3 separate regions of the Mus musculus genome follow, and regions 2 and 3 are each linked to region 1. Evidence: chromatin loops called from intact Hi-C (ENCODE). Cell type or tissue: left cerebral cortex. All regions are shown on one strand.

What was found. A loop is a pair of places that touch in the nucleus more often than their neighbours do. Peaks named below come from ENCODE experiments on the same cell type or tissue, not always from the same donor. Only the 100,000 strongest peaks of a DNase experiment are listed, where the experiment ranks them.
Region 2: it touches region 1 in a loop (5-fold over the local background); 16 of 42 quality-filtered maps call a loop at or near these places.
Region 3: it touches region 1 in a loop (2.7-fold over the local background); 7 of 42 quality-filtered maps call a loop at or near these places.

Annotation. Positions count from the first base shown.
Region 1 is chr16:39,044,541-39,052,540 of GRCm38, forward strand. No RefSeq gene overlaps it. Among named protein-coding and RNA genes, the nearest start is that of Gm36585, 67 kb to the right of the region's middle. In left cerebral cortex, a CTCF peak has its summit at 4,561; a DNase peak (open chromatin) is centred at 4,529.
Region 2 is chr16:38,898,087-38,906,086 of GRCm38, forward strand. It overlaps Igsf11 (immunoglobulin superfamily, member 11), which reads left to right and starts at 4,259. Exons shown (of 7, transcript NM_170599.2): 1 at 4,259-4,473. The coding sequence starts at 4,422. In left cerebral cortex, a CTCF peak has its summit at 4,143; DNase peaks (open chromatin) are centred at 2,248, 2,773, 3,258, 4,179 and 4 more places; H3K4me3 peaks cover 2,669 bases; H3K27ac peaks cover 2,961 bases.
Region 3 is chr16:38,951,511-38,959,510 of GRCm38, forward strand. The region is part of intron 1 of Igsf11 (immunoglobulin superfamily, member 11); the gene reads left to right. It also overlaps the pseudogene Gm34258. Among named protein-coding and RNA genes, the nearest start is that of Igsf11, 53 kb to the left of the region's middle. In left cerebral cortex, a CTCF peak has its summit at 1,554 (motif pointing right); DNase peaks (open chromatin) are centred at 4,015, 7,499 and 7,855; H3K27ac peaks cover 3,402 bases.

The sequences.
Region 1 (8,000 bases):
CTGAAGCAGGGAGCTGAAAGCCCCCTTTGTTAGCCCAGAAGTCAGGAGGGCATCTCAAACCCCAGCATTGCTCCAGACACCAACGGAGGGCAGCTCATTAACATCGCATTGATCTGTGACTGAACTTTTATAAAAAGAACAGCTTTAACGGAGGCCTCTGCTGCCTCTTTTTCTTTTTCTTATTATAAAGTCTAGTGTTTTCCGTTACTTCCAAGGCACTGAAGAGGAATTAACTTTTAGATGGGTCCAAGGAATCTTTAGATGTGTTGCTGTTGGAACTTACCCACTAACTCCCATTTGAATTAAGGGTGAAAAAAGAAAGTTAAATTTCAGGGAAGATTAGCAGGCAAGAGTGGTTCTTCTTTGCAGTTAATGGAAGACAGCCCAAAGAGGGAAATCTTTCACCCAGTCCTGACTTTAATTATCCTACACACGAAAGGAAAATTTCTTTATCTTGTCCAAAAAAGAAAGTGCCATATTAAACTTTAACTAGAGCACTCTGGGATATGTTTATGAGAGGGAATGGGAGGAGGTAGGGAGGTTCTAGCTTTAGTTTTCCCTTGCATGAAAAAGAAATTACTACTAGCAAGATAACTATTGTGGGCCTATCCTATGCTAGATGGTCCATCCTGTGCTAGACGGTTCATACATCATTAACTTCCACCTGCTTTGCATCCATAAGGTGTTGGACCCTAGATCCGCTCCAACTCCATGTCCCTCTTCCTGTGCTCAGACACGAATGAGACTCCAGAAGGACAAGATGCTTAGATGAGCCGCCATCTGGAACGCGGACAGGGTGGAGAAGTGGAAGACTGAGCATCGCCCACCCGCTGGGATTCTGATAGTACAGAAATTCATCTTTTCCCTTCGCCTGCTTGTTTATCAACACTGCCTCCATACAGGCCCAGGCTGTCCACTTGACGCTTCATTAGCCTTCTTCCTCCCACCCCACCTGCTTCCCTTTTAGCGTTTGCATTTCCTCTATTCACCTGGACAATCGATCACTGGGTGCTCCTCAACCTCACTTCCTGCCACTGATCTCGTCCATTTCCGACCACGTGCCACACATGCAGATTGGAGATGTGTTAATTATACCTTTGCTGATCACACTCTCTAATGTCCCTCTTTGCCTACAGAAAGAGGTCAGGCAAAAAAAAAAAACAAAAAACAGCGGTTCTCACAAAGGCCAACTAATCAATGTTACTGGGGGAGGGGTGTGCATGACGTAGGCACTGCAGCTTTTAGAACTGCCCAGTGTGTGTTTTTCTGGACCCTGAAGAGTCTAGGCTTCCTGGCAAGCACAACAGGCCCTCCATCATTTTGCTCATGCTTAGTTTTCCAGCCTCCCTGTTCAGCTCTGCGCGCCCACCCTACCTTTAACTCCAATCTACGGGACCTCCTAGGTGGCCCAGGATTTTCCCCCGCCCCCGCCCTCCCTCTGCCCCCTCCCCCCACCAGGAAAGCTCTTCTTTCCATCCCGGACCCTTGGGGGTAATCACAGTCTTAGTCTCAGCTTGGGGATCACCTTTAGACAGATCTTGCTTCCCTCTTATCTTATCCCATAGCACATCCTGTGTCCCGCATCTACAATGTGGGTATGCTAATTTGTTGAGATGTTTGCCTTCCCCTAATAGGCTGGAGCCACTTTTTCACAGTGAAAACGGAGAACATAGTGTTTATCGACAATAAAGAATAGAGTGAATACACGATTAACCCAAGATCATCCCGCACTCTCAGTCCGTTGGCATCTTGGGTTCCTCCTCATCTGCTCCCTGCAATAAATGGCAACATTAGGCGCACTGAAGCACTCTGTTTAGAATAACCTCAGAAAACTATCCCAATTAAAAAAAAAACCATTAAAGCCAGGCTCTAGAGACAATTTTTATTTTGATTACTATAATAATACATTAATATTTCATGCAATTATTTAAAATATTTTTGTAGCTAAGGAATGTTTCATTGTATCGTAATCACAGATTAATTTAACTTTTTTCCTTTCAAACTGTGGCTTTCAATGGTACCAAGTGGTAGGTTTTTTGTTGTTGATTTTTTTTTTTTTTTTTTTTTAGTAGGTTGCAGAGACTACTTTAAAAAATAAAATACCTCTGGGGAGATAGGTGGCTTAGTGCATAAGCCTTACTACCCAGGTATGGTGGCTGGAGTTTGGATTTCCAGACCCCATTAAAATGTTGGGTGGCTATAGTGGTCCACTTATAATTGCAGAGGTCAGAAGGCAGGGACAGAATTGTTAGAGCAAGTGGTAAGACTAGCCACATCAGTGAGCTCTGGGTTCAACTGAGAGATCCTGGCTCAAAGGAATAAGGCAGAGAATGATGGAGAAAGACTCCTATTACACAAACACACAGAAACACACACACACACACACACACACACACAGAGAGAGAGAGAGAGAGAGAGAGAGAGAGAGAGAGAAGCAGACAGAGACCGAGACAAAGAGACACACTCAGACACACACACACACACAGACAGATACACATGCAGAAAGAGGCATACAGAAAGATACAGACAGAAACAGAGATAGGGAGATAGGCAGACACACACAGAAACAGATACACACATATGCGTGTCTAACAGCTTCTAAATTTAGTGAAAAAGGAATGCCGTGCATTATGACACAGTCTGTATTAGAGTTACAGACCAAGCACACACACGTGCCTTTAGATAGTTGGCAGAGAAAAGGCTCCGAGAGATAAACCTTATATTGTTTGTATGTGTGCAGTGTATGGATATGCGTGTTCATAGTTGTGACAGACAGACACACTCATGCATACTTATATAACTACAGAGACAGAGACATAGATACATACAGAGACACACAGACTCAGAGACAGACAGACAAACCAAAAGACAGATAGACACACACACAAATAGACAGACACACACACCTGCACACATACATGTGCCCACAACAATATAAGTTTTATCTCTCGGAGCCTTTTCTCTACCTACCAACTATCTAAAGGCACATGTGTGTGCTTTTAGATAGTCTGTAAATCTAATACAGACTGTGTCATAATGCTCTGCATTTCTTTTTCACTAAATCCAACACTCATCAGGGAGGACATTTCTGTCACATTCAGATTTTACTCTTCCAAATAGCACTGCGGTGGATTGCTGTGCATCAACTTTTGGAGTTTTGTTTGGTACAGTGCTTCCAGGGAAACACTAGGCCAAAGAGTAAGTTCTTTTCTTCTCTTTCTTCTCTTCTCTTCTCCTCTCTTCTCTTCTCTTCTCTCCTCTCCTCTCCTCTCCTCTCCTCTCCTCTCCTCTCCTCTCCTCTCCTCTCCTCTCCTCTCCTCTCCTCTCCTCTCCGCTCCGCTCCGCTCCTCTCCTCTCCTCTCCTCTCCTCTCCTCTCCTCTCCTCTCCTCTCCTCTCCTCTCCTCTCCTCTCCTCTCCTCTCCTCTCTTCTCTTCTCTTCTCTTCTCTTCTCTTCTCTTCTCTTCTCTTCTCTTCTCTCTTCTTTTCCTTTCCTTTCCTTTCCTTTCCTTTCCTTTCCTTTCCTTTCCTTTCCTTTCCTTTCCTTTCCTTTCCTTTCCTTTCCTTTCCTTTCCTTTCCTTTCCTTTCCTTTCCTTTCCTTTCCTTTTCTTTTCAGCGTTCTTGCCTCTGTGCTAAACTTGTGTGCCATAATCAAATAAGTATAGTACTAGCCACACTGCGTGGTGCGTTCAGGTGAAGTCTCAGACTAGAGCTTTGACTCACAGTCAGTGTCAGGCATTGGAGGAGGGTGTGTAACTTGGGAGGATAGCCAGAGCTACCTAAATCCATTTCTCTAAAGTGAACATGGTGGCATGTGTTCTGTTTATTTTGTAGTTCCAGGTGAAGTTACAGGTATGGAGAATATTTTGAAACGGACAAGTGACAAATATGTGATGACTGTATCATATGTTCCTGTATAGACCTGAACCTGACCATGCCCATGAGTCCGAGAAGGGCAAAGCAGGCAGGATGAGGAGACAAGGTTGTACTGTTAGGGACATCACCTTGGTATGATCTTACGTCTTGGCACTAGTCATAAGGACTGAGGGATTATTAAAAACAGGCCAGAACAAGGGGGGCATTTCAATGATCTGTCATCCTCTGAGATTGGCATATAGCTATTGTTCCAAATATACTTCTTCAGTATTGGGTAGTCAACAGTATATGGTAGGGAGAAACACTTTAACAGCAGCCACCTGCATTGTAAGTGACTTCCCCTTTTTGTACTGTTTGATTATTGTTAAGATGTAGACCATGCCCTGCATCATATTATATATTTTACACCTTTGTTCAAATGTTGGTCCCTGCCAGAGTTCCATAGCTCCAGAGTGAGACTTACTGCAAGTTACAGGCAAACATCTCCTCCTAACAATTCACTTTGTTTTGTATGAACAAATGAGGCGTGGCTCCCTAATAGGGACCAATCTCACAGGCTTACCACGAGAGTCTCAGGATGCCCATTCTTGTTTAATTGATGCAAACCCACATGTTGAAAGCTGGTTTGTAAATAGTGTTAAGTGTCCACACTGTTCACTCTGCTGCCACCCGGTGGCACAGTAGGGGATTAGCCGAATGGGGTGTCCTGAAATGGGGCACACAGGGGAACACAACAGAGCAGCAGCCCTCTGTGACTCTTAGTGGGTCATAACACCTACTCAGCCTTAGGCAATTTGGCTAAGTGTTGTAATATTAGCAATAAATGAAATCTGCAGAAGACATGCACTCAATGGTAGTAGCATTCACAATACTAAGGATGGTTTTAAACTATAAGCCACATTCTCTGTTTCGGTCCCGTCCTCACTATAACCTGGTCAACCTCTTTGAATCTTGGGCCAGGCATGTGTGTAACTCAGTGAAGACCCCAGCTCCTTTTGTGGGATCACTAGCACTTTAAACTTTCAGCCACATCTTTATATGGTTCTGTTAAAAACAATAATATTTTGTGTGCAGAAAATTGGTATGTGGAAACCTGGGGCCACCACACTGTATGTTGCTATTGGTTATATGCTTTCTATTTTTTTTTTTATATAAAGACAGGTCCACCGTGTAGCCCAAGCTGACCTTGAACTCACAATCCTTGTGCACTTCCTGAGTGCTGGCGTTACAAGTACCACTATTACTGTTTATCTGTTTTGCCTTTTGTGGGGACCCAGCAGGTACCAGACATGCTTCTGCTCTGTCCCCCACTGTACCCTCTTCGACCTCTTTGAATCTTGGGCCAGGCATGTGTGCATTTTTGTGAAGACCCAGCTTCTTTTGAGGGTCAATAGCACTGTGTGGGTTAATGCACTAGGAGGGATTGTTGTGACTTCCAGTTTTCCTTGCTGTCTTAGTTAGGGTTTCCATTGCTATGAAGAGACACCATGACCAAGGCAACTCATATAAAGGACAGCATTTATTTGGGGCTGGTTTACAGGTTCTGAGGTTCAGTACATTAAACTTATGGTGGGAAGCATGGAAGCATCCAGGCAGGAGTGATGCTAGAGGAGCTGAGAGTTCTACATCTTGTCCCAAAGGCAAACAGGAGACTGTCTCTTCTGTACTGGGTGGAGCTTGAGCACAGAAGCACCTTCAAAGCGCACTCCAAGAGAGACACACTTCTTCCAACAAGGCCACACCCACTCCAGCAAGGCCATACCCACTCCAACAAGGCCATACCTCCTAATAGGGGCCAAGCATATTCAAACCACCACACTTTTACCTTACCACTCTTCCCCACAGTATGCTCTTCTGACCCAGCACTCATAGCTGCCAGCAGACAGAGGAAGTCCTTTTCAGTCAACTGTCTTTCGTGGTCCTTGATCAGTAGCCTTTCACCCATCACACCTCCCTTTGCAGACTTGTACTTACCAGCTTCTTCACACTGGTATATGGTCTAGCCTCTGCACAGAAGCCTTCTTCTGTGGCTCTGCCTTCCCCAGTCCTATCTTCCATAATATAAACGTAGAGGCTCTCAACAAAGCATTTTACAAATGTTTATATGTGTAATTTACAGTGCATGTCTGGTAAATAGGTCCATCGTTTGAATATGTTAAAACTAAGGCATAGAAAGATCCACTAACTTGCCCAGCATCACAGTGACTAGATGGAAGAGCTGGGATTTGAACCCTTGCTTCAGGATGGCCCCAGAATCTGTGCTTATAGATTCTGTACTCTGTAATTCCTGCTGGTCACGATTTCAAGGCTATCGGTATTGGTATTCAATGTTGGGAGAAAGCAATGTTAGGCTAAACTTGCTCCATAAAGGCAATGCTAATAGAATGGAACAGCTGAGTCAAAGTGTCCTGGTCCTGAGACTCCAGCAAATATGTGCATGGGAAAAAAAGGACAGATGGCCAAAGTCAAATAAATCCAAGGGCTGTAGAGAGCTAGATGTTCTCACACTGGGACATGATCAGTATGGGGGAGAGGAGACGTGGCCCCTGCAGATTCAGGGGTGGACATCCTGTGAGAGATCTATTCCTCTGACACAAAGATGTGGGTGGAAAAAGAAGAACTGGTCCTTGAGGTCTGACTGGGTGGACAGCTGTGTTAAAAGCGACCTTTCTGAACTGCCTTACGCTGGCCCTGTGTAGAGTCTGGGTGTGGGGGCTGTTTAAAACCTACAAGTGGTAGTTAAATGGATGTATGTGTTTCCTGCCACATCTATTCCCTTGAAAAGCCACCTTCCTGTATTATGTGGCTCCTTCAATCCTCAGATCCAGAGAGAAGCCTGTGGCCAGGCCCAGTCTTTGTGTACTAGCAAAAGGTGGGCTGGGGTTGAGTCTTTGGGGGACTCAAGGAGGCCATGTGACATGAGCAGAGCCAACTACAGCCACTAGCTGACCTCTTTTCCTCCATGACTCTGAGCTTTAAGCCCAATACAATTTAGATTCCCTGGAGGGAGCACATCTCCTGACCAATGAAGTTATATCTGCTCTTTTAAAAAGGATGGCCGCAAAACACAAAGAAAGACCCAAGCGGGGAGAATCCCAGTTGCACAGTTTGATTCCTGGATCCACCTTTTTTGGTGAGTTAGGTCTGTGATGTCCAATGTGATTGCCACCAATACACGTGGCTACTAGGCAAAATATCACCAGGTCTGTATCAATCAACTTTCTGTTGCTATGCTAAAATATCAACGTAGAGCGGTGGCTCTCAACCTTCCTAATGCTGCAACCCTTAACTCAGTTCCTCATGCTGTGGTGACCCCCAACCATAAAATTATTTCATTGCTACTTCGAAACTGTGACTTTGCTACTGTTATGAAACGTGATGTAAATACCTGGTGTACAGAATATCTGATTTGAGACTCTCAAGGACCCACAGGTTGGGAACCACTGACCGAGAGAATGAAAAGCACACTTCGGCTTATAGTTTCTATGCATAGTCAGTGGGCTCCATAACTTTTGTGGCAAGGTAGGATATTATGGTAGAGAGTTATGCTGGAGAGCAACTGTTCACATCATGGGAAGTGGGAGCTAGCTCATAATAGCTCTTCCAAGGGTGGGTCCCCAGTGTTCTAACTCACTTCTCTAGGGTCTGCCTCCTAAATGTACACCATCCTCTAATTGCAGTGGCCCATGGACTACATCTTTAACCTAGGACATTTGGGGGAAAACTGCATTTCTAAACTGCAGCGTAGCCCAAACTAAGATACTCTGTGTGCCATATTTAAACACAGCAGAAGACAAATCTCAACAGTCTTAAGATTTCAGTTACACACTGGACGTGAATCATGTGACATATGTTGGATTAAATAAATTACAAAAATTAATTTTACCTTGCTGTTTTAACTTTCAAAACTATGTGCCTACTGCCAATGCTTAAATGTGTGTGCATCACATTTCTACCAGATAAGGCTGTCTAGACTTCAGATGCAAGAGGCAATTAAGTTCCCTGTTTACTGATTCTGATTTGAGTTGAGCCTTTGCTACTTGCTAATAATAGAGTTAGGAAGGCACAGGAGTGGGATGCCTAGGCCCCTATACATTATACTACTATACATTACTGGGCTGAGGC
Region 2 (8,000 bases), 150 kb before region 1:
AATGACTTCCTAATGTAGTTGGGAAAGCTATAGGGAACATGTTAGAAGTCTTGGTTCTCGTTCTACCTGGTGTACTGGCTGGTTTTGTGTGTCAGCTTGACACAGGCTGGAGTTATCACAGAGAAAGGAGCTTCAGTTGGGGAAGTGCTTCCATGACAGCCAGCTGTGGGGCATTTTCTCTGTTGGTGATCAAGCGGGCCCATGGTAGGTGGTGCAAACCCTGGGCTGGCAGTCTTGGGTTCCATAAGAGAGCAAGCTGAGCAAACCAGGGGAAGCAAGCCAGTAAGAAACATGGCCTCTGCATCAGCTCCTGCTTCCTGACCTGCTTGAGTTCCAGTCCTGACTCCCTTTAGTGATGAACAGCAATGTGGAAGTGTACGCCGAATAAACCCTTTCCTCCCCAACTTGCTTCTTGGTCATGATGTTTGTGTAGGAATAGAAACTCTGACTAAGACACCTGGTATTTGCAGTCCCCGAAGCATCTTTGATTCCCTTGAGACCCGGTATCGTCCTGTATGAACGAGGGGTTGTAGTAAGCACCTTCCCTACCCCCTGGCGTTGCTGTGATGATCACACCAGATAGCATATGCAGAATCACTTTGAAACATAAAGCACTGTACAAATGTCTGATGTGTCTGTTGCTTTCTCGCTAGGAATACTTAAGGGATTTAAAGAAATCCTACCGTGGTTATAGGCAGATTAGGATAAAAGAGCATGGTGAGATTTATCCTCAGTAAAAATGTAGCCCACGACGACGGTGCTGGTGTTTCTGTGAATTAAAGATCACACCTTGCCTGTTCCTGGAGGAGTGAATAGCTGAGAGCCTTTGAGTCCAGCTTGTGACCTCCTAGTTCTCCTGCCTGTTCCTTGAGTCCACTATCCCCAGCTGACCTCTGTGCTTCTGTGTCTCCCAGACACTCGACTGTCCCTCCTTCTAGCCTTTTCTTTTACAAAGGCTCCTCCACCAAACGGCTAGCATTGTGTCCTAGTGACTCACTGGCTCCTGTCTGGGGGACAGTAACTTGCTGTGGTGACAAAGAGGCTATTCATTGATGAGTCGTGATAGCACAGATATAGTCCAGGTACAAGTGGCATTTGTCTGGGGTCAGGAATTACTCCACATGGTTTTTGTTTAACCTTCAACCCAGTGCCCTGACACGGCATTTCTGCTTAGTTAATATTTGCTGCATTTGTGTAATGAGTGTAGCCAGCGACTTGCTTTATCAGGACTTTTAAGCACAGGCAACTAGATTATCTATTTAACTGAAAAAAATTTTTATTTGTCATTTAAATTCCAGGTTATGACAAGGCAAAGTTGGATGGTCCTGAGTTGTGTTGATCACTCCATAGCTTCTTTTTCTACCTATATTGTTTCTGTGCCTTGTTGAGGACAGGGTCAGATTATAAGAAAAGGGAGAGGGGGAAGGGGAGGGGGAGAGGGAGAAAGAGAGACTAGACAGAGAAAATAAAAGTCTAGAATTTGCTCTGGAGGGTAAATGGATGAGAATAAGCTAGGGATAACACTAACATTAAAAATTGAAATTCTTATTAATATAAAAGAGAAATAAGAAGTGTGACCATAGCCTAGGCATTCCCAACTCATGAGAATAGAGTTTCTTTTCATAAGACCCCTGTTAAAATGATTGGCATTATTTGAAATACACACACACACACACACACACACACACACACACACACACACACACACACACAAACACAGCCAATGAGTGTTTTGTCTTATGCTTGTATGCCAAGAACCAGCCTCAGCTTGGATATGGGTTCTGAAGAAAGGGTGTCTAGAAGCAGTGAAAACAATCCACTTGAAGTCAAATCGGGGGTCCAGCAGCCTGTGTTCTGCTGGCGACAGCTTTCCAGCCTGTTTTCTTCTGTTCTGCATTCTTTCTCTCTGATCTGCTTTCTCTCAAGATCTCTATACAGCTTTCTCTCTATGCTCTGCTTGAGACAGCTCTGTAAGCAGTTATCTCTTAGTATGCTAAAAAACTTTTTCTGGATAGATCATCTCCTGCAGATCATAAGCCCAGTCTTTTATCTTGCATACCAATCCAGTCATTGACTCCAGGTTCCCTTTTGATCATCCTGTGACTCAGGGTCCTGTGACTCCAGCCACTTAATTCTTAGCAAACACACATTTTCTTTTAACATTGCGAAAGAAATCAGAGATCTGCCTGCCTCTGTTCAGCACATACTGAAAAGCTAGCTGGGTGAGATGCTGTCTTGAAGTTACCCATTTCTAGCACACTTGGACCTAAATTTGTTCTGTCTCAGGCTGATCCTGGACTCAGGAATCTGCCTACATTTGTATCTGCCTGTCTTAGTATCTTTCTGACAAGCTGGCTCATGCTGTAGCTGCCTCTGTCCCTTTAGATCTGCAAAGCCCCTTATACAATTCATATTGCATTGTTATATTTTTGCATAGTTGAGAAATTACATATTTTCTAATCCATGTTTTTAAGAGTCTTTTCCCACAGCCTGAAGGGTCCAGTTTTTATCATTTTGCTAAGACATTAGCTATACCTTTGCCTCCTTGACTCTCGATGTCTCTGGTTATCATGGAGTCATTAATGTTAACAGGAAGGACATTACTTAAAGGAGGAACATAAAATTTGTACATTATTATACATTCAAGCCCCAGGCTCACAGCAGCCACCGACACTGGTGCCTGGTGGCCCTGTCCTAGGGGCAGGAACCTTGTCATTCTGCCCCCACCAAGGCCATGCTGGACCGGCAGTTGTATACACACCACATGTGAGCCTGGTTCTTTCAGAGGTCAGAAGAGGACACTGGATCACAGATGGTTGTGAGCCACCACGTGGGTACTGGGAACAGAACTCGGGTCTTCTGCAAAAACCAAGTGTTCCTCTCTCAGTGCTCTAGTGATTGGCATTTTAAAACTTCTCCTTTTTTTCTTCTTCTTCAAAATATAACATTTCAATATTTAAATTAGTTTTATAATTCTACTTTCTTGATATTTTTGTTTTTCCTACACAGCCTTAAATCATTGTGCAAATATACTTCTCTTTAAAACATTGTTTTCTACATTTGCCATGCTCCTGAGTATACTATTGTTTCTGAGTTGTCCTGGCAAAATTGGTTCTGTGAGGTGTCGGGGTTCAGAATTCTGAAGGGCTACAGGAGTTCTAATCTAAGCTGTTCAGAATCTGATCTCATGTCTGGGAGGTTCATGGGCAGGTAGGTCCTCAAAACTCCAAGGCTCAGTGTGGGTGTGGAAGCAGAAAATGACTTCGGGCTGTAGGAGGAAACAGAAACTAAATTGGGAAAGGATGGGTGGGTAATGCTGTTCAAATAAGTAAAAGCATTTCAAATGTTATGAAGGCCTCTTCAGTCTAACCAGAGCAAACAAGCAAAAGGTAAAAACATCCATCGAAGACACAGGTGCCACAGTCAAGGCAAGACAGTACTCGGTGTTAAAAAGCAGTCTAAGGAAACGTGAGCTTGGTGAGGAATCACTTAAGACATTGGAAGATGACAAGCATGGCTGCAGGCCTGTAATCCCAGGGCTTGGGAGGCTTAGATGGAAAGGTCAGGCATTTTAGATCATCCTGGTTTTAATTGAAATAGCATTACATCACTTTTGTCTTTCCTTTGGTCTCTTCCCTCCATCTCTTCCCAGCCATACCCTCTTTTAAAACTCCTCCCGTGTTCTCCCCATTCTCAAGTTATTAACCTCTTTTTTAGTTACACATGCCTGTGTATGCATATCTATCTGTCTGCCCATCCATCCATCCATCCATCCATCCATCCATCCATCCATCTATGGAGATGCAATCCGGTTTTTTGTTGTTTGTATATGGTTTCAGGGCTGACGACTCTGCACTGGACTACAATAAGGGAACTCATCCCTTGGACAGGTTAACTTTCCTAAAGGTCTTCCTGTCTTCTAAAAGACTCCTAAGGTTCTTTCAGATAGATTAAATGGTTTTCAGGAGAGACTAAAATGGTCAGAGTAGGGACTGTTTGAAAACTTCAGCCAAGAAAGACGAGTTGGATCTGAGGGAAGCCACTTTGGGGTTTTAGGTTCAACCTGTCCTTGCAGGTTTCATGGGGACCAGAGCAGGTGGCCTGGCCGCGCCAGCCTTGAGTTCTGTGCATTCTGCGGCTGGCCACTAGGCGTCGCACTGGAGTCGCGGTTGCCCTGGAGACCGCTCGGCGAGTGGGCAGGCGGTGCCGAGCCCCCGGCTGGGGAAGAGCTGGCGGGAGCTGGGGGGAGTGGCTGCGGCGGCTGGTGGTGGCCGCGGCGGCCGGCGAGCCCGGGACGCCCGAGCCTGCCCCGAGCCTCGGCGGAGCGGAGTGGCCTCGGCGCTCCCGTGTCCCGCTTGGTCCCACGCTGCACCCCGCCGCCCAGGAGCCCGGCGGACGGCGGCTCCCCCGGCGGCTCCGGCATGACTCGGCGGCGCTCCGCTCCGGCGTCCTGGCTGCTCGTGTCGCTGCTCGGTGAGTAACTCAGCTTGTCCTGCCGCCTCGGGGGACCGAGCCCGCTGGTGCCCGCAGGGCCTGGGAACCGGCTGCCCCGGGGCGGTAGCGGAGGCCCGCGTCTGCCAGGTGTCCCCAAGCGCTGTAACCCCAGCGCCGCTCCCCGCCGCCACTTCCCGGAACGAACTCCCGCTGCCAGTCCACTTAGAAATAGTGTTAGAGTCGCCTGCCCTTACTAGAGGGCTCCAGGAAAACTTTGTAGCTTTACCACAGCCTTGAAGGAGTTTGCGATATTAAAAGAATTAAATTGATTAAAAGTTTTTTTTTTCAGATTTAAAGTTGTAACTTCATTATAACCTTTAAAACATATGCAGGGGTAAACATTTCACTTTATTAAAAAAACAAACAACAACAACAACAAAAACCCAAACGCTCGATTACATCCGAAAGCAAAGTTTATTTACACTTCGTTTTGTAACCAGAAGGGTCTAAGTTGCCTTATAAAAATACATAGAATGTAGCAATATGAGCAAGCGCTTGAAAACAGTTGGTTATTCAAATTTGATTTCTTAAGTTTTTCTTAACGTTTTGTTTTCCCCCCAGTAATCATCATAGGCAGGCTCTGAATGTCCTTTTCTACAATCCTGCCTTTGTGTGTGCATTGTTCTGTGGAATCAAGTTTTCTGACTCAGTAATTGGTTGCTGAGGTTTGCTGAAATTTGTCCAGAAGGCTTCTCTTTAAGAAGCTAGTGCAGTGATGGAGTGTGCTGTGGTTAATTCTATTTCTCTCTAGACATCTTTGTAGGTCTCCAGTCATTTTTATGGCCTTACTTGAATAAACGATGTTTTAATCTTGATGTAACCCAGTTTTAGGTCGTTCACCTGGTATAGGAGAAAGCATAGCAAACTGGCCTGTTACCGTCCATGACGATACCAGGGACCGTGTTCTGACGTCTTGAAGTTCAGTAGGCATATTTTTTAGTGACACTATACACGTAGTGAGGTCACATACCAAAGTGTGCATTTATGCGCTTGAGCTTCCAAACTGAGTTTGTCATTCACTGCTTTCAGCAGGCCTGTGTCTTCCTGTCCTTCTGTCAAAGGTGAAATAAGCGAATTCATAGATGTTCCTCATAATCCTTGAACACAGCTGAAATGCTGTAAACGTTGCTGTAATAACAGCTCCAAATGGTTTTGATAGAAAGATCTGTCGTTAAACTAAGTTGGAAAATCTGTCATGAAACTTAGTTGGCCGATAGAGTTTGTGTTTTGAATTTATTAGGCAGTACTTTTAAAAAGGTGATTTTGTTTCTAGGATCACTCATAGGCAGACACCTGATTTATGCCTTTGCTTTGGGTTGGAAGGATTTCTACTCAATACTAGACTGATTCTGAGGACTTCCAAGGTTGTTCCCGTCTTTGAGATGGTCTGTTCTGTAGAGCCACTTTTAACTCTCAAAAAACGTGTTCCTCTGTTCGGCAGATATTTCCTTTGCTACCACTGGGTGCACTTGGGCATCAGGTGGGTGGGTGGGGCAGGGAGACAGTGGGAGGATATGTCTGTAGCCCTAATGGGATCTTCTTAAGATCTTAAATATCAGCATGCCCAAACACTTGATGGTACAACAAATAAATGTTGAGTCGCATTTGCCAGCGGCATCAAGGAATATTTATTTCACGGCAAAGTGAGCTTTCGATCTGGACTTGGCCTAGAATTTAGATTATCTAAATGGAGGATGGTTGGGCCTTCATAGCTCAAGAAACATTGGAGCTGAAGTATATTTGAACGGAGAGTGTGTGTGGGCGGGTTCTAATGAGAGGGCAGATCTCTAACTGGAGGGGCAGAGAAAAGGCGGAGGGGAGGGGTGGGGGGAGGGAGGGCAAGCTGAGTTAGGGCTTTGTCTTGAGAAAGGCCACAGAGCTGTTTCCCCACAGGCCCAGGGGAGGCTGTGCTGAGAGAGAGTGGGGTGGTTCTATTTTGCAGTGCCCAGGAGAAAGTTGTGTCCTCCTTGAATTCTTGACCCAGACAGCGGCAGCGTCGCTTTGACTGGGTTGCGGTGTGTCTTTAGAACTTCTGTGACATCGATTCTGTTCCAAAGTGGGAAAAGTTGGATTCTGTTTGAGTGACCAACAGCGGTAATGGGGGAACAATGCACCAGAAATATAAACATCTCTTCAGTAAAAGAAAGACAAGCATATTGCTGTTATTTTTTGTTCAGTTTCTGTGAAATAAGTTTGTAGGGAATTTGTATAGAAAAGTTTACTACTGTGCAATTCCACCAATGGCTTAGACGAGTTTAAATGAGTCAGGTAAGGCCACATTTGCCTTTAATCCCAGCACCCAAGAGGCAGAGGCAGGTGAATCTCAGTGAGTTGAAGGCTAACCTCAGCTACAGAGTGAGTGCCAGGCCAGCCAGGGATACATAATAAGGCTCTCTCAACAAATAAACAGAAGAGTATCTGAAATACTTCTTTTATTGGCCGTTCTTTGAAAGAGCAGGTAATTTCACAGAATTTGAGGAAGTGTGTTAAAAAAAAAAAAGGCCGTATCCAAAAGAAAAAGTCACGAAATATTTTATCGTTGTTATTTTGAGAAGCTGACTATAAATTTCAATTTCCCAGCTTTAAAATTTGATGTGCAACTGTTTTTGGAAGGCCTCACTTTTTTTTTTTAAGTCAAAATCTGTAGCTTGGCCATCTTGAGAGAGACAGCGTGTGAAGAGTTCAGAGAGGATCAGCTTACTCAGCATACAGGACTCAGTTTAAACACCCAGTCATCCGGAGCTTTTACAGTGTTCTGCTAAGTACTGTTGTCAGACCTCATGTGCGAGGCTGGAGACTCGTGTTTGGGCTTCTCCCCCCCTGGTAACAGTAAGTGGTATATCTTCAGACGCGTTTTCACACTTCAGGAGTGGAAACACCTATAACAGACATCCTCATTTGAATCTTCATACTCAAGCCATGTGACTCAGTGGCAAGGGAGGTAGGTGATGAGCTTGGGCCACAAGAGTCTAGTCACAGTCTAGTCGCTGCGGTGGGCGGCGGCGGCAGGAGGTGAGGGAGGGGGACTGGCTGAGTTGGTACAGAGTTGAGGGGTGGTTGCTTTCTCATTCACACTATCTCTAAGCCTGCTGTGGGGGTGTGCTCTGTAATTTGGTGCATCTGGGAGCTGAGACAGGAAGATTACAAGTTTGAAGCCCTGTTGGACTACATGAAGAGTTCTATGGTGGAACCCAGGCTGAATAATGAAGCACCCGTTCACTTTATTCTACACACCCCTCTAGGACCAGTTTATTTAAAATAAGGGCTCTAGATCAATTGTTACAGATAACAATTGGCTTCAACTTCCTCAGCTTTTATGTATGCTTGGCGTTTTGAAGAAGGGTCGTTGGATCCCTAACTTTGGGTCCTGCTGTAAGCACAGTGCCTGCGACTTTTCCCCCTTGGATGAGGACTGACTGGCACCAACAGGTCTCTGCCTGCACTCCAAGAACAGCACCCTTCCCCACCATCTGGAGGACGTCAAGTCCACTACTGAACACGCCTGT
Region 3 (8,000 bases), 93 kb before region 1:
GACAGGAAAATCTGACTTCTGAATATGTTCTTATTGTTATTTTTCTCTTTTTAATTTTTAATTATTCACACATTTCTCAGGTTGACACACTATGACCCTGAATAAGGAAATACCGGGCTGAAGAGTCAGCTCAGTGGTTAAGAGCCCTGGCTGCTTTTCCAGAGGACCTGGGCTTATGTCCCAGCATCCATGTGGCAACTCACAACTGTTTGTAACTCTAGATCCAGGGGACCCAACAACTTCACACAGACATACACACAGGCAAAAACACCACTACATATAAAATAAAAATAAATAATTAAAAAAAAAAGCCGCCGGGCATAGTTGCACATGCCTTTAATCCCAGCACTTGGAAGTCAGAGGCAGGCAGATTTCTGAGTTCGAGGCCAGCCTGGTCTACAAAGTGAGTTCCAGGACAGCCAGGGCTATACAGAGAAACCCTGTCTTGAGAAAAAAAAAAAAAAGCCTAGAAAATTACAAGCCAAGTAATAAGGCAACTGACTTAGAGATCTAAGCCAGGCCAGCTTCATGTATAAATTCAGGCAAATATGTCAAAAAAAGAACATAACTGAACCCACAGAGTGGTGTCAGGTGACCATATTTCTTGCATGTCACCTTTCCATGGTCCTATAATGGCTGTTTTAAAGAAAATGCTACTATGGAACCATTACTCAAGTTTTCCTGGAATGATGAACACTGCAATTCTGCATCAGAGAAGCAGATAAAACTCAGTGTTTGTTTATCCCTCCAGAGAAGGGACACAGGAAGCCTGCCTCTTAGAGAACTCCTAATTTTTGAGCTGATTATGACAGGTGTTCTCTGATACTGAACTTGGAGTGTTGCCTTGGGCAGGAGTCGGGAGGAAGAGCAGAGCCTGCAGGGAATGTTCATATTTCCTGTCTGCTGAAGAGTACAGAGGCGCATTGACAACCTAGTTGGAGATTACATTAGCAATGAAGCAAGAACATAGCTGTGGGGTAGAAGGGTTATCTATAATCACCTGTAATCGGGTCTCACAGTATCCTCTGACTTCACATTAGTATGAAAAGTTACATTCTATCTGTGGTCTCCTTGGTGGCAGGAGTCAGGCTGTTCTATGTCACCTTCACCTTCTGCAGTGACATGTGACATAGGTCATCCATTCAAGCTGCAGGCCAGAGCAGCCTGGTGCTTGCCTCTTTTATGGTATTAGGAGACAGGTGAAGGGGGTCCTAGGCATGTGATGGTAACAGCTTGGGGTCCTGCCTTTGTTAATTTATCTGAAAGAAGAGACACAATGATATTAAAACAGTTAGGAAAGATAGTTTCAAGATTTAAGCCAGTTGCCATTAACTCAAAAAGAAAAAGTTAGGAAAGAAACTTATGTTGAGTCTGGATTTCTCTACAAAGCCAGTGCTGGCTGGCCTTGAACTCCTGACCCTCCTGCTTCAGCCTCCCAAGTGTTAACATTTTGGGTGTGCATTATCATGCCCAACTAACAAACTATTTTGTTTTTAAGATTTATTTATTTTATGTATATGAGTGTTCTATCTGTATGCGCACCTGTGTGCCAGAAGAGGGCATCGGATCTCATTACAGATGGTTGAGCCACCATGTGGTCGTTGCTGGGAATTGAACTCAGGACCTCTAGAAGAGCAGCCAGCATTCTTAACCTCTGAGCCATCTCTCCAGCCCCACAAAATCATTCTTAAAAACTTATTTTTTCTTTTTACTTTATATTTTTATTTTATTTTTATGTATTTTATTTTATGGGTGTTTTACACTCTTAGTCAAAAGGCCAAGAATCGATTTTATGCGTGTTTTGCCTGCATGTTTGCCTTTGTGCTGTGTATACCAAGTACCAGTGGAGGCCAGAACTGCAGTTAAGGATAGTTGTGAGCCACCATGGGTGCTGGGAACTGAACCCAGTCCCCCTAGAAGAGCAACAAGTACTTTTAATGGCTGAGCCATCTCTCCAGCCCCTGACAAGCTCATTTGTAAGGAAAAAAAAAAATACTGAATTCCTTTGGGAGATTGAAGCCATGGTTACTAGAATGGTGAATTGAGATTTGACACTCTAGTTTTGTGAGTGTATAAGGCAGGGATTAGCAGTGTTTGAGATATTTTTTGTTGTTGCACTCAAGTTCCTTCCAGAATTCCATATTTCATAGGTAGGACCCATTTCTGAAACGCTAGGACAGGCTTGTGGAAATCTATGCTTTGTAGTATAAACTGAAAACTTGCTGCGGACATTTAGCTTCTGTTTCCTATTGTTAAACAGAGCTGTTTTCATTTGTAACGTAACCTACATAGACAAGTGAATTCACTTTTAAGAAGAGATACTATTGAAGGAAGTAGAAAGGCTGGGTAATATTTAGAGTTATATTTGGTGTTGTGAACAAATGATTTAATTTTGATCTTCCAAGGCAGGGGTTCTTCAATAAGAGGCGATGGGGGAGAATTTCTTTTCTGTGGGACTTAATCTGTAGCCATCTGCTGCTGGATCTCATTATGTTCTTCACGTAATTAGAGTAATTAGGATGAGGCTTGTGCCGTACATTAGTCTTGGGAAGGGGGCTGAACTATTTCAAGGCTTGCTTTGAGACACCGGAGATTAATGGCCTAATCCTTGAGGTAAACTGATAGAAACGGAGAAAAGTGTGTAAGCCCAGAAAGGAAAGGTAATTGTGTTCGTTATATAATGCTAATCTTTTTTTATCATGATGGTAACTCTATGTTTTGAAAGCTTAACTCTATGAGAAAAACAGCTGGTGAGGGAAAGAAAGAAGATGGCAATAGCGGTGTACCTACTGTTCATGGTACCAACCTGGTTTCAGATTAGACCCCTCCCTGATTAGGAAAACGAAAAACAGCAAAAAGAGAAATCAAAGGAAATGGCAAAATTATAGGCGTGCAGAGCTTTCTGGGGGAGGCAGCTGCGTGGTTTTCACAGTGAAGAGGGGCAAGATCAGGTCCTGCAAACACTTTGTGTGTAAGCACTGTGGGGTCCTCAGGCTAGATTACAAAATCCTCCAAGGTCTTCTGAGATACGAGGACCCGTCCACATCCTGGGAGGAGGGGCTTACCACGAGGATTGACAGTTCTTCCTTCCCCGGTACTCGCTTTTCTTCATCATGGTCACCAGTATAGAAGTGGTCATCCTCACTGAACAGCCATGCCGTTTGGCTCCAGGCCAGTCTCCCTTGGCCATCAACTGCACTTGTGAAGAATTCCACTCTCCTATATCTGCCATTCACATACTCTCATCGAAGGATTGTTTTGTCCCCGGGGCCAAGCTTTTACTTGACATTAAGATGACCTGGAAGGAGACCAACACACTTTATCTCCTACGGGATGAGACCTCTTTCCAGCTAATCTAGTGACCCCTGTCTTTCAAATGTACCCTGACTGGTCTTGTTTCTCGACATATGCCATTGATCCCGCCTCCCCCACCTTGCCCTTGATTCTCAGCGTTCCATATCTTTTGTGGTCCAGCTTAGCATCACAGTTGCAATTGTACCAATCTCTTATCGTCCCACATGACTTTATTTAAAGTCTTTCAGGGCGCAGCAGAGTTGCTGGCAGTCTATTCAGTGTTAGGGATTGAAGCACAGGTCTACAGAGACAGGAGCCCTGGAGGCCAAGATGGCCTGCCTCTCTTTGAATGTCAAGTTGCTGTGGCACCAGGTTTTTGGGAACTGAGACAAGTCAGTTAAAGAAATGAGTGGGGTCTTTATTTCACCTCCTCTGTTTCATCTTCTGTCAAAGCCGTGGTGTCATCGATTCCAAGGCACCAAATTCCTGACTCAGGCTCTTAACAGAGAAAGCCAGTTTTTTTTTGTTTTTTGTTTTTTGGGGGGGGGGCTTTTTTTTTGCTCATTTTTCGGGAAATTATCCTGAATGTGTTGAATGCCTTTCTCTGCTGGGTGGGTGCCCAGGCCTTATACACAGAACGGTTAATTCTGGGCTGGCCATGCCCAACTCTATTCAGATCAGGACTCATTTATGTGTGCCAGGCCACTGCTGGGGTTGGCATATGTTGGTGGGCAGGAAAGGCCTGGCCCCTCTCTCTCTGCATATGACAAGCTCTGCTCCCTGCCGGGAGGGGCAAGTGGTTGCGGGTAGAGAGATAGATGGCTCAGTGTGAGAGGAGCAGAGAGAACATGGGCTGAGAGATAGGGGACGAGCAACCACAACAGAAATAAAAGATGCGCTAAAAATAGAGGAGACTGAAATCCGTATCACCAGTGGAAAGGGCCGGGTGGAGTGCCTTTCTAATGTCTTTTCCCCTTTCTTCCTCTCTCCTCCTTCCTTTTATTTACAAGTTACAGTGCTTATATACTCAGCTCTTTAGACATAACACTTTTAAAAGAAATTAGTGTGTGTGAGCACACACATCCATGCGCACACTTGTGTAGGTCAGGGGGCAGCTTTATGACGTTGTCTCTTTCCTTCTACCTTTACACGATTTCTAGGAATCAAACGGAAGTCCCCTGGCTTGTGCAGAGCCTTAGTTTAGTTATGATTTCTATTGCTGTGATAAGACACCATGAACTAAAGCAACTTGGGGAAGAAAGGTTTTGTTTCAATCTCCGTCATCCAGGGAAATCAAGTCAGGAACTGAAGCAGAGGCCAGTCACAGCCTCCTTTTTTTAAAAAACAACACTCAGGACCACTAGTCCAGGGGTGGCACCTCCTGAGGTAAGCTGGGTCCTCTCACATCAATCATCAGTCAAGAAAATGTGCCAGCAGTGTCCATAGGCCAGTCCAATAGGACCATTTTTTTTTTTTTTGTCTATTAAGGTTCCTTCTTTCAGAATGACTCTTGTTTCCAATTGACATAAAACTAGCCAGGACACAGAGCAAGAGCCACATTGCTGGCTTTGGATGTGAATCCTTTTTTTTTTTTTAAAGATGTATTTATTTTATGTGTATGGGTAAACCTGTGTATATATCTGTGCATCCTGTGTGCTCAGTACCCATGGGCAGGCCAGAAGAGGGCATCCTTTGGATCTGGAGGTACAGATGGTTGTCAGATGCCATACGTGTGCTGGGAACCAAACCCTGCTTCTCGGAAATAGCAACAAGTGTCCTTAAATTGCTGAGCCATCTCTTCCAGCCTGCCGAAATATTTGTTACTATTGTACACCCTCAAATGTATGAGGTTCCCTGAAGGTCATGGCTTCCAACTCTCGATCAGCGATGGTGTGAACTGCATTGTATGATCCTGCTTTGACAGGTGCCAATTCTTTATCAAAAGTGCCTTTATTTATTCCTTCCACGGGGGTCATTGAGCACTTAACATTTTTTTTTTATGCCAGTGAGGTTCTGGGCTACCTTTCTAAAAGTGTTTTCATTTATACTTGTTTCTCAAGCATAAGGCTGGTGTTGCTATGATGGCAGCCATAACTAAGTATACTGCTCAACAACTAGCTATTGAACAGTGTTCTCTTATATACAAAACAGCGATTCAGTTCTTTCTCTTGTAAAACACACGTAAGGCTGGGAGAGATTGAACAAAGTAGCTACAGTGCCCTAAGAAGCATTTGAGCAGGGGAGAAGCAACCTGAGAGACAGGGCGTCCAAAAGGCTAAATGGAGAGGAAATGTAGTTGAATATTTTCAGTGGATAAATTTAAGCTTTGCATTCTAACAGATAAAAAATTTCATGAGGCCGTGTCCTTCCATGTGTTTTCAGACCATGGGAACATGAAGAACTCATATTTAGATCCTGGTATTTAGGTGCCACCAAAATCATTGGCTGTTTATTTCTGGCCATGTGAGATGCACAGAAATAAACTCCAAATAGCAAAACTCACCCCAGCTTCACTGAGAACAAAGCAGAACACCAGAGTTCTTCTTTTTCTGTTCCATGGTCTTGGGAGTCTCCTGGTATTTATCTCTGTGTGCATTATGAGGCTAGGTGAATTTAATTGAACACCTTGGATAGATCTAAATGATATGACATTAGCCCTAACATAACCATTCACTGACAATCTTGCTAACTTTAAGGGACCTATTTAATGTCCTTTCCCATCGCCAGGTTTTCCTTTGCAGACTGTAAATTTACCTGTTCAACCTTCACTCCTAGACACACACTGCTTCTGCTGAGTCTCCTGCTGCTTGGCTTAATGTGGGAGCATCTGGGCAATCTTAACAGTACTCTACCCTGCCACGAGCAATATTTATTCATGTTTGCAATTTTAACTTTCTTTTTATTCTTATTTTTCAGGAAACTGTAAATACAGTGTGAGTCATATCCTAAGAGTTGATGTCATGACTCTAAAATTTTATGTGTCATTCCAGGTGTGAAAGGAATGGGTCCCCAGGGTCTAGATCAGTTTCTGTTTTCCTCAGAAAAGTATAAGCTGGAGTGCTAACATAAAGATAGGTGCTCCAGCCGCCATGGCTGGAGAGTGGTGCAGGCAGCTGTGTAGCTGGAGAGCCGAGGCCCGGCTTTAGAGTCCTCTGACGGGGCAACCTGGGAGACACTCAGGAAGATGTCTATATGGTTAGAAGGACATGGACATGTTTGTATCCCTGAGACTCACAGAAGGCTCGCTGCAGGGAAGTGCAGGCTGACAGCAGGCTCTGTGTGGACTTGGTAAAAGAATTGAATTTTGGTTTTTTTTCCAGAATAAAGGCCAAGGGTGCCTACACTCTCCTGCACTATCCCCAGATGTAGAGTTTGAGAGCAAACGTTGAGCAAGGATAAAGCGCTGAAGTTACCCTGATTAGTTTATCATCATTGCAACGGGAGCCTCAAAACAGATGCTAAGTTCAGTATCACTGGAACAGGTGTCTCTCAGAGCCCGCTTGTGTTTCCCTGCAGGCCTGCAGAGGCACTCCTTGGCTGGTGCTGCCATTCTCCATCTGCATCTTTCCCCATAAACTTTGTGCAGGACACTCCTGGATGTAGATTCTTCAGTCTGGTTCTGTCTACCTGTACCCACTCTTCCCCTATTAGAAGCTCTGCTTCATGGCTGGGTCCTGTCTTTATTAGTCTCATGTCACCAGATGGCTGCTGCTGTTGCTCAGGTCTGGAATGTCTCCCAAAGGCCCGTGTGTCTAAGACTTGGTCTCTCGGGTAGCACTTTTGGGAGGGAGGGGAACCATTAAGTGAGAGAGAGAGACTTTATACGAAGTCTTCCTGTCATTTGTTGTGAAGGAAAGAGTAGAACACTTGCCTCCCTCCCTCCTTCCCTCTCTCCCTCCCTCCCTCTTTTCCTTTTTCCTTCCTTCCTGTGATAAGGCAAGCAGTTTTGCACACATTTCCTCCATGGGCCCAAAGCAGCAGGTCTGTCAACCAATCACAAACTCAGATCTATAAAAGGTTACGTCAGATCTTCTTCTTTTTCAAACTTGATTACCTTGGGCATTTGTTCGCAGCGACGGGACGAATTTTTTCTTTGTTTCATCCTTTATGTAACTGCATCTCCATGACTCCTGCAGTGCAGGAAGCAGGCAGTGGGCGGATGCTCTGTACATGTCTCTAAACAAATAAAACAAAGCTGATTTGCCCTATTTTTAGGAAGCTTGATGGTGTTAATTTTTCAAGTGTCACTTAAAAATAGGTAGCTGGGTAAGTACCCCGTTTAATGCTGTGGTCTATGCTGGTGAAGACAGACGTTTGGGATCTGAGCATCACAGGTTTGACATCTGCAGTCAGCACTGCCTCCGTGATGGAAGGGATGGAGGAGTTATTTCTGTGTGTCATGTGATTTTTTTTTCCTTTTGATTGTGAGAATCTTCTAATATTAGGGCAGCTTCTTGACATACCTTAAAGATTTGAGTTCTGTGCTTCATCTATGTGCTTAAAGGAGAACGGACTTCCTGCCTGATTGTGCGCTTAATGCTGACTCCGTGCTAGGGCTGTTTCCTTCTCCATAGACTGGGGAGAGGCCGGGTCCTCTGTTCCTGTGTTATTTCTCTGACTGGTCTAATCCCCTGGGGAACCTGAAGCAGGCAGCAGAGGAGGGGAAGGAAGGAAGGACTAGAAACTTGAGAGGTTTCAAGCACACA